3 separate regions of the Homo sapiens genome follow, and all the other regions are linked to region 1. The links are chromatin loops, found by intact Hi-C in ENCODE. Cell type or tissue: mammary epithelial cell. All regions are shown on one strand.

Region 1 (2,500 bases):
TCGCCAGGTAAAAGGAACCCCATCAGCTCGCATCCCTCACCCCCATCCTGAGCACTGAGTGTTTGCGAGAAACTCGCCCTGCGCCAGCAACTCTGGGCTCCGGTCTCAGCTCCCGCGTAGACGCGGAGGAGAGATTGGCGGCCCCCGCTGGGGAAATTGAGCCCGGCGCCGGTCCGGGACGTGCAAGAGGGGGAAAGGGGGAGATCCCAGACCTCGGTTTCCCGAGGGCTTCCCTGGGGAGCCACTCGCACCTCTGTGTCTCCGCTCCCGGCGGCAGACCTCGCGGCGCTTGCTCAAGAGCGGGTATCCGAAAGCACGTCCCGAACACGGAGAAGCGCCCTCCGTCTCCTGCCTCGTGACCTGCGCCCTTTCCCTCCCTCACCGCATCAGATGGAGGACCCTGGCTCCTTTCGCCCCTGGCAAAATGCTCTAGCCAACACTGGGTCAACAGCCTTAGTTTCCAGATCTGTAACCTGAACATCAGGAGCGGGTTCCTTTCCTTCTACCTGTGTCTGAGGTCCTCTGGTCGGGGACTGCGCGCGTCTTCCCAGGTCAGGGAGGAGGGGTCGGGGCGACCTGAGAAAGACACAACGAAGCGAATGGAGCCCCTGAATGGGGAAAGGGGAGTGGACACCAGGAGGCCCCTGCAGAAATGCAGGACCGATCCACTCGCGAGCTGACAATGCCACGCGCTAGACTTGGCCTGACGGTGGCAACGCTTGGCACCTGGGGGATAGGGGCCTTCTCCTGGCCTCAGTCCCCAAATTCTGCGCAGAATAGAACGGCTGGCATCTCAAGTGCTCTTTTTTCACCCGGATCTCTACAGACACAAGTTCCCTCACTGAGCTGCGCAGAGGTGGATCCGCACAGGAGGGAATATCGCGTAGGAATTCCTGCAAATATAAATCTCAGCAGCAAAGCAGTCCAGATTGACTGGAACACACCACCCCCAGCCACCACCATCCAAGTTTTCCCTGGTTCTCGGAGTTGGAAACAGTTTCTGGGCTTTTGGCGCCCCCTCTGGATACAGATGAAAACTGCAGTCCATTTTTAAGTCGCCTGTTCATAAGTTTTCAGGAAGATGTAAAATTCAAAAATGCTTGCATCAAATCAACGGGAAATGTATAAATCCCCGTCGTTTATGATGTAAAACTCTACATATTAGTATCTTATTGCATAATTGCATTAAAAGTATATTTATACATATACGTATATATCTTGACATATATTTAGTGAAATATTCCAAAATATCTTAAAGTCATAGCCCTCTTCACTGACTTTATTCCAGCAAACATGGTAATTACAATATCATACAACTAAGTACAGACGACCTGGCTAAAATGTCTGCCCGATGGTCTCCGAGTCTCCTGAATCAGGTGTCTGAGAATTACACAGTTATACTGTACACACAATGCCCTTCTACCCGGGACACAGAAATAGGTCCACACTACGCGGACTTTTTTCTCCTAGGAAAGGACGATGCTGTTCTTACACTTTCTGAAAGTAATCACAGAGCCCTGGATACGAAGCTATTGTATGCAAATCTCTTAAATTTGTAAACGAGCTATAGGGCACCAGAAACATCCCATTTGAAGAAGTTACATTCGTTAAAAAAAAAATGCTGTTGAACAAGGCTGTAACTTACTACCTTATGAAGAGTTCCATTTCCTATAAGAAATGTCGGGCTTCTTCCGAAGACAACGAGAGAAAACAAGATTTTAAGAAATTCTCCCGGAAGGACATTGATTTGGATCTTGTGATAGTGTCCTCACTTCGCAAATTAGAAAGGGAAAAAAAAACTAGTTTTTATTATGATGTGGGCCGATTCACCACAACAATAATTTAATTGAGGCGAATTTTTGCAAGAGCCCAAAAGGGTGGGGGGGGGGGGGGAGTTTAAAATTAAGAGTTTCCCAATGCTGTGCGTTTATTTGGGATTCTGAAAGCACAGAACCCGCAAGCGACCAAGACTTTTCTTCTATCCCAGAGCAGATAGCTCCGCACTTACCCAACCTGGCTCTAAGCATTTCGTGTAAACACAAAGGTTGTGCTCAAATCACACTTGAAATACATGAGAGACACCACCAATGCCTCCCCCAGAACTCCCAACTACATGCAGGTCTGAACCGACCGGACTAGAGTCAGAAGCACCGGCGCTTCACCCCTTCAGGTGTTTCGTAAATGCCAGCAAAAGCAGGCAAGCAGCATGACTCCGCCAGAGTGGAGCGTTTTGTCTGCGGTGGTGCCCATTTGTTTGGTCTTTTACAAACCAAGTGACCGGCCTGGGCCTCGCGGCCCGGGACAGCCGCATTGGCAAACTTCTATCTCTCAAAGCCAGAGCAGTTAGCAAACTCTCCCCCAGACAGGGCGACTCGGCTGACGTTTTTGACCCGGCCAGGAGGCAAAGACCAAAACGTCAGAGCAGTAGCCCTGTTACTGAGGAGCGTCGGCAGGGTCGCGGGTAGAGGGGGCTGGAGAATGACTTGTCAGAGCTCAAGGT
Region 2 (2,500 bases), 1.5 Mb before region 1:
TGAATGAGTGAAATAAATAATTTTGTCTTTCTGTGTATATTTATGCTAAGCATATAACAGGGTAAAATTAAGAGGCGTTATTCTTATTTACAAGTAATTACAAAAGGGTGGGTTGGACAACTTAGTTTTTGTGAGTTAAATATAAAAGTAACAATGTATTCTCACTAGGTGAGAAATCATAATTTGCCAGACAAATGGTGTAGACTCTGAATACTTGGAAAGGTATAAGTCACTGGGGACTAAAGAGATTGAGTCTCCCTAAATACAGGCCTACATTTGGACACTGAAATGATGTTGATATATATATTTTAACATGTCATTCTGTCTTTTAATCTCCTTATATGTAATACTTGTTTCCTTCTTCCTCCCATTCACCTTTTTCTTTAAGTAGCAGTTTGGTCACTTAGCGCTTGACTCATTCAAGCCGTTGAATGACAGCACCATGTTAGAGATGCCCAAAGGTCAACCAGAAAGAAACAAAGACGATTTTGTTCCTAGATTTATAGTTTTAAATGAACTCAGCATAGTTTTAGTCTATATTCTCAAACATTGTCATTTCCCCAATATTCTTAAAATCTTTCAAACCTTGAAAGTCGGCACATAAGAATATAATGATTGTCTCATACCTACACATAGCGTATTCACTTTCTTGTTGATCATGTTATTGTTCTATTACTATCAAAATAATCATTGTGGAAAGGTATGAAAATCTGACACACTGAAACAAATGAACCAGAAGAGATTAAGAAGACATCATAGAAAGTGCAATGTGCTAACTTGGACTGGATCCTGGAACAGAAAAGTGGAAAACTGGTGGAAAAACTGGTGAAATACAAATGAGGTCTGAAAGTAGTCAATAGAAATATTTAATAGTAATGTAACCAAAGTCAAGTTCTTAGCTTTGACAAATGTTCCACAGTCATGTAAGCTATTAGCATAAGTGGAAGCTGGATTATACTTATACGTGAACTCTGTTTTATTTCTGCAACTTTCCTGTAAATATAAAATTATTCTAAAAATAAAACGCTTATTAAAAACTAAATATAAATATATTTTTCAGTAAGTATACTGAAGTGATTTCTAAATTAATTATATTATTATTACATCAAAAATGAGACTTTTACTCATCTTGTTTTGTTTACTGCGGGTAGCACATGGAAAATGCTCAAGTCACTGAATTATAGAGCACCAATGAATAATTTTCTTTAGTTTTCAATATGAGAAGAGTGTATTCTCCACTTCAGCCACCAGGTGGAAGTATCAGCACATCAGTTAAAATCAGTTCTTCATTGGGAGGTTTAAAAACTACCCTTGGAAAACAAACAGTTTTTAATGTTATGATATGATGTTATTATACACAGTAAGAGGAAGAATTCCCAGTATTATGATGAAAATCAAGAAAGATATAAATTGGCTGTGGACAGGACTCCAGGATACTGAGATATCCAGAAATAAAGTGAAAAAAAATTTTACCATTTATTTAAACATTTCCAGACATGGATATAAGTGCACATGGATAAAAGTTGAACAGGTAGCAACATCTGGAGACTTAACGGACATTTATCTTAGCCCAGACATAAGTGTAGCATGCAATGTCTGAAACTACCAAGGCATGGAAAGCTAAACTGATCAGTATGATGCTGTCAGTGCTTTCAGTATGGGTGATATTCAAAGTACAGGAGAACCATTTAGACTAAATGCTACCATTTAATGGCCCAATCTGCATTCTCCCTGCTACCATCTTGATGACACTTTCTACCATTCAGGAAATGAAAGCACTTTCTAGTGTCACCCAGTGCAATATCTAATTAGGAAGGCAAATTATAAAAATAAAAATGGAACTGCAGTGTCTTTCTATCCAAAAACGAGGCTTGCTTTGTAGTTTCTAATCCATCAGTTTCTTTCCTTACTTTGAATAATCAGGCATTTGTTATGTCTAATTTTATGTCAATCACATTCTCAACTCTCTGTATAAACTCTTTCAATAAAGATTGATACAGGTATGAGAAGAACCAGAATTTTTTCAAAAATATTATATTAGACACAATTTAATATAAGGTGAAATCTATTGATTCAGTCACAGTTTGATCTGTTATTTTCACATACCACATTCTGTAAGATGCTCACAGGCTACTGAAATAAATAATGATTTGCCTTTTTCCATTTTCTGAGTTATACAAGTTTTTAGAGATGTGTCTTGTGTAAAGTGCATCATTGCCTGCTTTTCAATTAAAAAGACTTTTGAGGCCTGAGAAATTAGACCAAAAAAGGATTAATCATAATAATCTTTTAAATAGAGAACACCTGCCATCAATATTTTAGAAAGTATCATTCTAAAACTAAAACTTCTATTACTAAGAGATTATAATAACAGGCAACCCTACTTATTTCTAAGAATAGGGTCTACATGTTTTTACTTATTGGTCCACATATTCTCTGCAATTAAAACTTAGACAACATTTGAGTAATGTTGTCCATGTTGACTGATGACCACAGACAC
Region 3 (2,500 bases), 420 kb after region 1:
TCCGAATCCCCCCACCACACCCACACACACACACACACACACACACGCCTTTTGCATTTATCCCGGGGTCCTCCAGAGGGACAAGGAAGGGGCTGATTCAGTGACCCCTGAGCCCCGCCTCTCAGTCCCCAGACTTCAGGCAGCCTGGGAAGCCTCCGACCTACATTCAGATGCCTAGGGGTTCTGGGAGGGGCGCTCAAAGCTCAGAGGCCTGAATTCAGCACCCTGCTCAGGCTCTTTGAGAACCGCTGACTTGAAGTGGGCCTGCTCGCTTTGCTAAACAAATATGGGTAACTCTGGTCTTCCAAAAAGAGCTCACAATTCTGTCCTCCCTGGAAGCTACAATTCAATCATCCTCTTCCAAACGTCCAAATCCCAGCTTCAGTGAGGCTATCTCACACAGCAACCTGCCTGGGAGTGACCTGCATGCAAAACTTCAAGAGTTTGAGGGAAACTTGAGGGAAACTTGCAGAAACCAGCTTGCCAAGGAAAAACGCTCCCAGTGCGTTCAATGAAAAAGCAGGCGACCCAGCTAAATGAGTAAACTGACCCAATCGGGGGGATGAAAGGGAACGTATATCTATGCAATGACAATAAATCGTGGAAAGACATATTAAAATACAAAAGCCATTTCTAGACGCAAAATCATGGATGTGTTTTATTTGCTTCTTTGTGTTTTCTGGTATTTTTACAAAACTGCACTGCAGAATGTTTGGAATCAGATGAAAAGTTCATTTCTGAGAAGCCTCCTTCTTTTCTCTTTTAAATTTTCTTCTTTTGCATTCCATTTTGGCCAGCTCGCTTGAACTCTGCGTTCAAACGCCTTTCTCTCCCAAGCAAAAGCTCCAGGAGGAATCTTCTGGAGCAAAGTTAGAACCGCAGGGAAGCTTGAAAAGAGGAAACAGACCAGCCTGGCCGGTGGAGGTTAAATTAAACTACAGTTCTCTAGCAGGCCTCGGGCTTGGTCAGGAGCTATTGGTAAGACGGCAGAAACGGAGTACAGGCCAATAAACAAATCAAAACAAAAACAAGAAGCAAAGAAAGAAAGAAACATGTTTTAAGAAGAATAAAGTCATTAGGTGGCAAGGGGCCTCTGCAGGACCATCCAGGCCAGGGAGAAAAACACCACCAAGGACCCAAACTTCTTTCACTGGGGAGCTGCAAGCAGGAGGCGCTGGCTCTGAGCAGTGGCTTTGTGCTTCGGGCAGAACCGGCCGCGAGGGCTGCGCCCCACCAGCCGCGCGCCGGGAGGGCGGACGCGCCGGGCACAGCCAGGCGCCGGGGGTGACCGCGGCAGCACCGGCCCGGCGGCTGGAAGCAGACGCGCCGCTCCGCCCGCGCCCGCGCCCGGTGGAGCCACAGCGCCATCAAGTGGCCACTCGGCGAACGGCCGCACGGGGAAGCGGCTCAGGCCCAGGGAAGAGGTCCAGGGTTCCCAGCCGCAACTGTCCCTGGGGAAGGGTCTGGACCTGCCAAGCTGCCACTCCAGGGCCTGAGGCAGGAGCCTGCAGACGGACACCAGCTGTCCAGGCGCACTCCACCACCCAGGGCTGCCCCAGAGGATGTTCGGGAATCCTGTCTCCTCCTTCGGGAGAGAGGTTACTTTTGCAGTCCCAGGCCCATTCTCTTCTCCAGCAACTTGCTCACAGTTTAAAAGGTTTGGTTCTCAGAGAGTGGCGCCAGAGCAAAGGGGGCATCTCGCTGCTCTGGGGCATCCTGCAGGGGATGGCGCAGATCTGGGGTCCATGTCTGTGAGCGGACACCATTGGAACATGTGTCTAGAGAATCTGGGCGGGATCACTGCCCACAGCCCTTCAAGGCCCACAAACCTACAACACATCTCTCCTGGAAACAGCACGTGATCCCATATGCCCCCTGGTCTTTGGGTACAAATTATGGGGTGACTCAAGAAGAGAGCACGTGATATGGTTTGGCTGTTTGTTCCCTCCAAATCTCATACTGAAATGTGATCTCCGGTGTTGGAGGTGGGCCTAGTGGGAGGTGTTCGGATCATGGGGGTGGATTCCTCATGAATGGTTTGGTGCTATCTTCACAGTAACGAGTGAGTTCTCACTAGAACAGTTCATGTGAGCTTGGCATGGTGGCTCACACCTGTAATCCCAGTACTTTGGGAGGCCACGTCAGGTGGATCCCTGGAGGTCAGAAGTTCGAAACCAGCCTGGCCAACATGGTGAAACCCCATCTCTATTAAAAATACAAAAAAATTAGTTGGGCGCGGTGGCACGCACCTGTAGTCCCAGCTACTCGAGAGGCTTGAGGCAGGAGAACTGGTTGAACTTGGGAGATAGAGGTTGCAGTGAGCCAAGACTGTGCCGCTGCACTCTAGCCTGGGTGACAGAGCAAGACTCCATCTCAAAAAAAAAAAAAAAAAAAGAAAGAAAGAAAAGAGTTCATGTGAGATGTGATTGTTTAAAAGGGCCTGGTACCTTCCCCCATCTCTTGCTTTCCCTCTTGCCATGTAACATGCTGGTTCCCGTTT

The links. Peaks named below come from ENCODE experiments on the same cell type or tissue, not always from the same donor. Only the 100,000 strongest peaks of a DNase experiment are listed, where the experiment ranks them.
Region 2: a loop joins it to region 1, with 17 times the contacts of the local background. A loop is called at or near these places in 23 of 110 quality-filtered maps.
Region 3: a loop joins it to region 1, with 6 times the contacts of the local background. A loop is called at or near these places in 51 of 110 quality-filtered maps.

Annotation. Positions count from the first base shown.
Region 1 is chr17:72,117,766-72,120,265 of GRCh38, forward strand. It overlaps a transcript of SOX9-AS1 not described here. Among named protein-coding and RNA genes, the nearest start is that of SOX9, 2.0 kb to the right of the region's middle. RefSeq lists enhancers at 1-552, 1,918-2,418. In mammary epithelial cell, a CTCF peak has its summit at 1,019; DNase peaks (open chromatin) are centred at 76, 276, 956 and 2,266; H3K4me3 peaks cover 2,276 bases; H3K27ac peaks cover 2,338 bases.
Region 2 is chr17:70,635,471-70,637,970 of GRCh38, forward strand. No RefSeq gene overlaps it. Among named protein-coding and RNA genes, the nearest start is that of KCNJ2, 470 kb to the left of the region's middle. In mammary epithelial cell, a CTCF peak has its summit at 1,251 (motif pointing right); no DNase peak of the experiment used is centred here.
Region 3 is chr17:72,539,143-72,541,642 of GRCh38, forward strand. The region is part of intron 1 of LINC00673 (long intergenic non-protein coding RNA 673); the gene reads right to left. Among named protein-coding and RNA genes, the nearest start is that of LINC00673, 52 kb to the right of the region's middle. RefSeq lists a silencer at 1,211-1,460. In mammary epithelial cell, a CTCF peak has its summit at 1,382 (motif pointing left); a DNase peak (open chromatin) is centred at 1,349; H3K4me3 peaks cover 146 bases; H3K27ac peaks cover 902 bases.